2 separate regions of the Homo sapiens genome follow, and region 2 is linked to region 1. Evidence: read pairs that join two places in POLR2A ChIA-PET (ENCODE). Cell type or tissue: OCI-LY7. All regions are shown on one strand. Links, peaks and the distances in the headings refer to the core of each region. The heading gives the core; the rest is flanking DNA.

Region 1 (4,385 bases), core at 125-4,124:
TAGGTGTTTAATATATCTTAGTTGAGTGAATGAAGGAGGGGCTGACAGGCACTGTTGTTTCCTACCCAATAGAAAACCAATTCCCTGTTTCTTGCCTGCCTCCCATTGGCAGGGTGAAAAAGCCAGGTATCACTTTCTTAATCTCCTCTGCAGTTAGTTCTGGTAGGTGAGGTATGGGGAGAATCTAAAGTAGAGGGAATGCTCCAGAAAAGGTTTTTCTACCCCCCAGTAAATGGAGAGAGCCTCACTCACAGTGCTCCCATCCCCCTGTGAACAAGAGGGAACCTCACTCACAGTGCTCCCATCCCCTGGTGAACAGGAGGGAGACTACTCACAGTGCTCCCATCCCCCGGTGAATAGGAGTGAGCCTCACTTAGCCCCACCGCTTCCTGCCTGTGGACAGAGTTGTATGAACCAAGATGTCTAAAGCTGTCCAGAGAATCTCAGAAATGTCAACCAGTGCCCTGAGGCCTCTGAAGCAACTCTTGAGGCTCCCTACCTCCAGAATTCTTACTTAGTGAATAACGAATGTTCTTACAGTTTAAGCCTCTAACCATTCCTAACCAACAGGATGACAAACGTCTCGGAGGGAATGGAGCATAAATATTCCTTTCTTAGAATCATAAACCTCAGATTTGGGTGGGTCCTTAGAGGTTTGTCAAATTCAAACTTTGACCGTCATATCTTTGCTGCCAACGTGCTCCTGGTTTCTGTCTGAACATTCTTCATGCTTATGGGGAAAGATGGGGTCAGGGTGGTGCATTTCATAGTCCAGGCTTCCTCAGCTCTTGAGTTGATTGTTGCCTTGACAGGGACCAACCTCCTGGCCCTGTATTCTCTCAGACCCCAGGTCCCCAAACTTGAGAGTATACAGTGTCCCTGGGAATGAGGGAGTTCCTGAGTGAGCGGAAAGCATCTTATCTCTGCTCCTCTCTATATCAAAGACCCATGCAGGTCTTGAGGCCTTTCCTGTCATTTGTGATCAGACATCTGCCCCATTTCCTTAGGTGGCGAAGCGCCCCCTCTTTCAGCCTCCAAATGTGGAAAATTGTGGAGCATGTGCTCAAAAGGAAAATGGCTGATTAGATAAGAGTTTGAATTGTCTGTCCTCTCTTCTGGGCACATGTACAGTGTTCAGCACCTTCAGGGTCAGCCACACACGTGCAGTGACTGAACTATGGTAAATGTCTGAGAAAAAGAGGGAGGGAGAGAAGGGGAGGAATAAAAAGAAGAGAAGAAAAGGGAAGGACAAGGGAGAGTTGGAAATGGAGAAAAAGACCATGTAGGGTTAAGAAAAGACAGATGCAGGAGTTAGCTTACTGAGGTTTGACAAATTTCTATTACCATCTGCTGGGCTTAGATAAATGATTCAATCTGTGTTCCACTTTCCTCACCTGCAAAATGGACATACTATTAACTCATAGAGTGCTATGAGATGATGCGTGCAAAGCACTTAACACAGTGTTCAGCAAATAAGAACTGAATAAAAGGTAGCCATTACTAGCAACAAGAGCAGTGGGGAAGGATGAGAGTAGAAGAAGGAGGGAAAAAGAGAAAGCAGAAAGTAGAGAAAGGTGCATTACAAAGGAGAAAAGAAATGGGAGCAAGAGTAGAAGGGGAGGAAATGAGAGGAAAATGGAAATAGAAAAAAAAAGAAACAAATGTCATATTCTTCCAGGATTTGGGGCAAGTTTTCCACACTCAGTCCCTGAAGACTTCTCCCTTGATCTTCTCACTCTGTCACTCATTCCTTGCAAGTCCCCAAGGAAGTATAAAAATAGTTCCAGGCAAAGAATGTGACCCTTTGGTCTAGTCTGCCAAGAGGCTTGACTGCTGACTCCTTCACTGCTGTCCAAGGAATTCCACCTGGAAGAGGTAAAGCACAGATACAAGAAAGGAACACCTTGGAAAACCAGAAAGGCAGTATTAGGAAGGATATCTTATTGGGAGGGAAAAAGAGAAACTATCTGAGGAGGTATAGGGGTGAGGCAGACCTCCTGGGCCCAGGCAGAGGAAATAGGGTGAAGGGTTTTTCATGTATGACTTCCTGCTGACGCTCAGGCAAGGTCAGAGAAACTTAAAATAGCTACCATGTACCAGATGCTCAGTTTATAATGTGAAAGGTCTCTGGCTGTAGTTACTTTTCCAGCTACGTTGGCTCCCTTTGGATACCCCATCTCAGCCAAAGAAATTTGTAGATTAGATACTCAGTGAGTTTACTGGGCGTATAGCATATAAAATACTTTGTAGATTATTATCTGCTTCTTGGCAGGAAGTGTATTAGGAGGGGCAAAGGAAGCTGCCCATGCCATGAATAAATGCTATCAAACACAATGGCAATTTACCTCACTGCTTTAGCAGTTATCCTCACTGGCTTCCTACCACTTAGAAAGTCCAAACTGCTTAACTTGCCATGTGAAACCCTGTACAGTCTTATGCTATCATTTTTCCACTTTTCCACTCACACACTCAATACTTAAGCTACACAATTTCACATGTACTTATGTGCATCTCACCATTTCTCACCCATTTATCTTGGCTTCTTATGTTCCCTCTGCCTAGAATGTCCTTTTTAAAATTCATTTAATACGTTTATTGAGTGGCTACAGGGTGCCAGCCATCATTCTGGACAATGAGGATACAGCAGGAAGGAGGGGAAACAAACAAGGGATTCCCTGACTTCACTGAGTGTAACTGCCTTTATACCCCTTTATTAACAGCAGACATTAAATACATGATTTCAGTAAAACACAATGTGTGTTAACATAAAGGAAGTATAAGGTGTCATGGGAATGTGGGGCAGGAGCCTGAATCTGGTTTTTGGGTTTTGGGGAGAGTCCTAGGGAATTGCGTTCTAAAGCCCTCTGCCACTGATACAAGTTCTGAAATCAGCAAGGCAAAAAGAGATGGTCCCTAGAACCTGGAAGAGAACCATCCCAACTCTAAAGGTTCTTCACTCCCAAACCTTCAACATCCTCTTTCAACTTGTCCTATCCTGAGATAAAGCAAATTTTGGAGGGGCCACTAGGAAACTTGTTTGGCAATAGCAACATGGTGCTTAGATAAGAGGAAGAGGGCCAGAGGAAGGATTTTGTGTATAGTGAGCATGAATCATTTTATGATTTTATTTCATGTACTGTATGGCCAATGACCAGAAATAAAGCTCAGGCACCTACATTCTGAATCCAGTGCTTCTTTTTTTCTTTTTTGAGATGAAGTCTCGCTTTGTCACCCAGGCTGGAGTGCAGTGGCACCATCTCAGCTCACTGCAACCTCTGCCTCCCAGTTTCAAGCAATTCTCCCTGCCTTAGCCTCTGGAGTAGCTGGGATTACAGGTGTGTGCCACCACACCTGGTTAGTTTTTGTATTTTTAGTAGAGAAGGGGTTTCACCATGTTGGCCAGGCTGGTCTCAAATTCCTGACCTCAGTTGATCCTCCCGCCTTGGCCTCCCAAAGTGCTGGGATTACAGGCATGACCCACCATGCCCGGCCCAGTGCTCCTTCTCGTGGTCCCCCTACACGGCCAGTGTTTTTCAAAGAAAATCATTTCAGAGCAACCCAGATTAATCATAAACTCATAGCCAGAACCTCTTCCTCTGACTCCGCAAATCTACAGCAAAATGGATAAGTCTTCTAAAATTGACCTCAGCCCTCTTTGGTGTCCCCTGAACTCCAGAAGACTGAGCATCTGGTACATGGTAGCAATTTTAATTACCATCCAGCATGGAGGATACATCCTCACACTTGGTTATATATTTCCTTAGACTTGTTTTCCAAACATTTGTCTATCAGCCAACCTGCAGATACTTTGCTGAGTCCCCTTTATGTGCCTACCACTGTTCTGAGTAATGAGAACAGTACCAAAGAGGTGCAAGGCCTGACACACACTGGGCACTCAATGGTGTCTATTAAATTAATAAAATCGGCCGGGTGTGGTAGCTCATGCCTGTAATTCCAGCACTTTGGAAGGCCGAGGCGGGCAGATCATCTGAGGTCAGGAGTTTAAGACCAGCCTGGCCAACATGGTGAAACCCCATCTCTAATAAAATTCAAAAATTAGCCCAGTGTGGTGGTGGGCACCTGTAATCCCAGCTACTCAGGAGGCTGAGGCAGGAGAGTTGCTTGAATCCGGGCGGTGGAGGTTGCAATGAGCTGAGATCACGTCAGTGCACTCCAGCCTAGGCAACAGAGTGAGACTCCGTCTCAAAAAAAAAAAAAAAAAAAATTAATAAAGTCAGGCATGATTCCTTCTGTCAAGTATTTAACAGCTTTTTCTCTCAAATGGGTAGTATGCTTCTCAAAGTTAAAAGCCCTGTCTTCTACTTTGCATTCTTATTGCATTAGGTTCTCTCATTTGGTACACAATAAATGCTTTCTTAATGATT
Region 2 (4,385 bases), core at 200-4,199, 390 kb after region 1:
AGAGGACATATAAATGGCAATAAAAGATACTCAATCTCAATACCAGGAAAATGGAAGTTGAAACCGCATTGATATATTACTGCACCTCTACGAGAATAACAAAATAATTTTTAACTGACAAGCATCAGCAAGGATGTGGGGTAACTGGAATATTCCCTGCTAACTGATAAAACACTTTGGGAAAATGTTCAGCCATATGTAATACTAAAGTTTTATCATTCATATAGCTCTAAAACCAACAATGCCACTTCTACATATATACCCCAATATAGTAATGTTCTATTTCTTAATCTGTGGTGGTTCATTTAGTAAAAACACATGACCTGTACTTTTTTTTTTTTTTTTGAGGCAGGGTTGCACTCTGCCATCCAGGCCAGAGTGCACTGGCACGATCACTGCTCACTGCAATCTCAACCTCCCAGGCTCTGTTGACCACACACAGCTAATTTTTGTATTTTTAGTAGAGATGGCATTTTGCCACGTTGCCCAGGCTGGTCTGGAACTCCTGGGCTCAAGTGATCCGCCCACCTTGGCCTCCCGAAATGCTGGAATTACAGGTGTGATCTACCACGCCCAGATCACCTGCACGTTTAAAATTGTGAACTTCTTCTGTATACTTCAGTAACTTTTCGAAGATTTCTTTGACACAAAGTTCTCAGAAATCTTAAAGCTAGCATTTTAGAATAGAAAAAAAAAAGAGCTTTTGGTTCACTGGTGAAATTTTACTAATTAAATTTAAAAACAAAAAGAAAGCTATTAATGCATAACAGCTCAGAACAAAGATTAAAAACCACCAGCACATCAGTTTTCCTTAACTTCGTGAAGCACTGGTATTCATTCTTTCGGCAAAGAAAGGATGAACAACACTGTAACTCAAAGAAAAGATACCACTGCAAGAAAAGGCTTTTTTTTTTTTTTTTAGAGGGAGTCTCGCTCTGTCACCCAGGCTGGAGTGCAGTGACAAGATATCTCCGCTCACTGCAACCTCCGCCTCCCAGGTTCAAGCGAGTCTCCTGCCTCAGCCTCCCGAGTAGCTGGGACTACAGGCACCTGCCACCATGCCCGGCTAATTTTTTGTATTTTCAGTAGAGACGGGGTTTCACTGTGTTAGCCAGGATGGTCTCAATCTCCTGACCTCATGATCCGCCCGCGTCGGCCTCTTAAAGTGCTTCTTTTCGAAAGCAGCTCCACCAGCAAAAGGTAGGAGGAAAGCGAGGAAACCATTCCTCGCTTGGTTAACTCTTGGGTGAAAGGACGCCAAATGAGATGATCTAAGAAGCCTCAAAGAAAGACAGACAGGCACAGAAAAATCACAGCAACTCTTTGGACTGCAAACACCAACACCACAGTCCAACCTACCAGAAATCCTGTGGTTAATTGGAGGCTTGCCCCGCTAGTCATGAGATGATTCAGTGATCGCTACAAACGCTCCTCACATGCATCCTGGACCTGGCACACCTGGCTTGCCCATCACCAGCCTGGAGACACCGCCAGGAGCAGAATCCCGGAGGCCAATAAAGACCCCAACTTTGCAAGTCAGGGGCGCGAGCGCTCTTGCCCCTCAAGTTCCCAGAAAGAACGGCCTCGAGGGTGGGGTGCGAAGTCAGTGTGCTCCACAGGACTTCCGAAGACGTGCCCCCGAAGCTGCTCCGTCCCTCCACCCCCTGGGATGCCACAGAACACCTGCCAGGGAGTTTCTTCCCCAGCGCCCACGAGAGGAGGGCTGCGGGCTGCAGCGGCAGGCGAGGAATCAAGCGCAGGGAACTTAGGCCCCGGCGGAGCCCTGCGGAGCCCGGCAGTGCCCGGCGCAACCGCCCCGCTCGCCTAACAAAACTTGCGGCGGCCCAGCCCGCCGCGCCTCAGCCCAGCTGTGAGCCCGCAGGTCCCAGACTCACCTCCCGCCCGGCCTGGCGCGGCGCCCTCACCTCCGGAACGCTGGGTGGACTTCGCAGTAAACTTGAACTTCCCATCCAGGCTGCAGCCGTGCCGCCGTACCTCGGCCCCGCTCCTGGCGCCGCAGGTCGCCCGTCCCGCGTTCCCAAAATCACCAGGCTCACTCAGAAGCTCAGGCAGCCTCGCGACCCTCACCTACCCCTCCCAGCACCGCCGCTATCTCCACCGCCGCCCAGCAACTTGCTTGCGGCCCGCTGGCTCCTCAGGGTCCGGATGGGCCGTGTCAGGAGAGCCCAAGGCACAGGCGCAGCTGGGCCTTAAAGGGACCCGGCTGCCTCTACCGCACAGCGGGTTCGGGCCGCGGGCCGAGAAAAGGAGTAATGGAGGACAGAGCGCAGCGGGGACGGGAAAATCCCTCTCTCCCCTCCGCCTCTCTTTCAAAGCACCAGCCCTTGACCCTGCAATTCGCTGATTTCCCCGGCCACTTGAACCGCCCCTGCCAGGTTAAAGAGGCGGGAGACACACCCCCTCGGAAGCCCGGAGCTACCCCGCGTTTAGGACTGCAGGCTTCGCGCTGCCGCACCGCCCCATAGTCTGACTTCCGGGCTCGGCCCGCGGCGCAGACGCACAGGAGTCGGAAGGCAGCCCCCAGCTCCCGCGAGAGGTGGCCTTAGGTCACTCGCAAAAACAATAACCAACGTGTCAATGGCACTTGTATTTATTTTCTAATTTAAATTTATAACAGATTTCGCAGATGGGCTTCCACTGAAATAAGCCTTTGAGAAAAAGAAAAACTTTTTTTTTAACAAGATTAGGAAATACCAAGAAATATGAAGTAAAGCCATGCCATCTACCCAGCTAAAAACTTTGAAAACTTGAAATTTTATCTAAGGCAAATGTTTGCATAATTTTAAGTCGTGCCATTATTTAAAGTCAATTTCAATTAACAATTGCATTGCAACTAAATACATCTTCTATAAGAAAACTAAGATACATCCCTGATAATCTACCTTTCCCCTCCTATATTCCGTCCATCAGCAAATCCTACTGGTTTTTACCTTCCAAATTTTCCTTGAATCTGTCCTCTTCTACCTCCTCCATCACCACCCTAGTCTAGGCTACCTTCACCTGGGGAGTGGGGGTGGAGGGACTACTGACCTAGTCTCCTTGTGGTTTACCCATATCCCCTTTATCGCCTCTCTAATCTCAACACAACAGGCAGAGTGGCTTTTTCAAAATGTAATGTGACCCTGTCACTTCCCAGCCCAAACCACTTAAACACCTTCCCGTTCTCTTAGACAAAACCTCCTAACTAACCAAGCCCTGAATGGCCAGGCGCTTTGCCCACCTCTCCATGTCTTCTTACAGGTCAGACCAATTCCATCCTGCTCTCTCTGCTTCAGCCAAACTGGCCTCTTTTATTCCCTATTTACTCAGCTTCCTGGACTCCACAGAGCTTTTGCTCATGCTTTGCTCTGTGCCTGAAGATTCTTCCAACCCTCATCCTTCTGACGACAGCTGTAGTCTCCACCTCTGAGAGGCAACTTCTGACCTCCCTACGGTGGTCCCTTACTCCCATCACATTGCATAAAACTGTAATCAAGTGGTTATGTTGGGGAATCTACCATCAGCTCCGTAAGTCCAGGATTTGGTTTTGTTTGGCTCATGGTTGTATTTCCACATTTGTGAAATACATATTTGTTCCTAAATGAGAACGATAGATGCTAGAAGTTGAAGTAAATTTGGCATAAAGTCAGAGAAAGGTAAAATGTCACAATCTGATATTTGGAGGCAGAATCTAAAAACTTCAGTTATATTAAAACTGATTTTATATCGTTTTAGGCTGGATTGTTGCAGGGACTCTTTGGGTAATCTTTAAAACTGAGTTCTCAGAGAGCCTTGTATAAACACCTGAATTAATAATGATAGCCCTGGGATGGTCCACATAAAACGAATAACATTGGTTGCTTCAAGAGAGGAAGAGCGAGCCAGGCACAGTGGCTCATGCCTGTAATCCAAGCACTTTGGGAGGCCAAGGCTGACAGATCATTTGAGCTCAGGAGTTTGAGACTAGCCTGGGCAACTTGGTGAGACCCTGTCTCTACACAAAATACAAGCAAAATTAGCTGGTAGTCCCAAACACCTGTAGTCCCAGCTGTGTGGGAGGCTGAGGTGGGAGGATTGCTTGAGCCCAGAAGGTTGAGAGGCTGCAGTGAGCCATGATCATGCCACTGCACTTCAGCCTGGATGACAGAGCAAGATCCTGTCAAAAAAAAAAAAAAAAGAGAGAGAGAGAAAGAAAGACTCTTGACTGGTGGCTACTGGTGGGAAAGAGGTTTTTACTACATCCCCAATTGGACCTTTTTATTTTAAAGTATGTGAAGATAAATAAATGACACAAAAGAGTGCATACCATCCCATTTATTTGAAATTCCAGAAAAGGCAAAATTAATCTGTGGTGAAAAAATCATAACAGCAGTTCCTTCTAACAG

What was found. ChIA-PET counts read pairs that join two places held together with the same protein. Peaks named below come from ENCODE experiments on the same cell type or tissue, not always from the same donor. Only the 100,000 strongest peaks of a DNase experiment are listed, where the experiment ranks them.
Region 2: POLR2A ChIA-PET joins it to region 1 with 8 read pairs; 1 of 35 experiments calls an interaction of 5 or more read pairs at or near these places.

Annotation. Positions count from the first base shown.
Region 1 is chr1:147,760,619-147,765,003 of GRCh38, forward strand. All of the region lies in intron 1 of LOC102723321 (a long non-coding RNA gene), which reads left to right. It also overlaps a transcript of GJA5 not described here. Among named protein-coding and RNA genes, the nearest start is that of GJA5, 2.2 kb to the left of the region's middle. In OCI-LY7, for the core only: no CTCF peak of the experiment used is centred there; a DNase peak (open chromatin) is centred at 2,043; H3K4me3 peaks cover 1,102 bases; H3K27ac peaks cover 1,626 bases.
Region 2 is chr1:148,149,825-148,154,209 of GRCh38, forward strand. NBPF11 (NBPF member 11) reads right to left here and starts at 2,457. Exons shown (of 24, transcript NM_001385469.3): 1 at 1,926-2,457. RefSeq lists enhancers at 2,048-2,247, 2,268-2,377. In OCI-LY7, for the core only: no CTCF peak of the experiment used is centred there; DNase peaks (open chromatin) are centred at 1,293, 1,866 and 2,468; H3K4me3 peaks cover 1,424 bases; H3K27ac peaks cover 1,631 bases.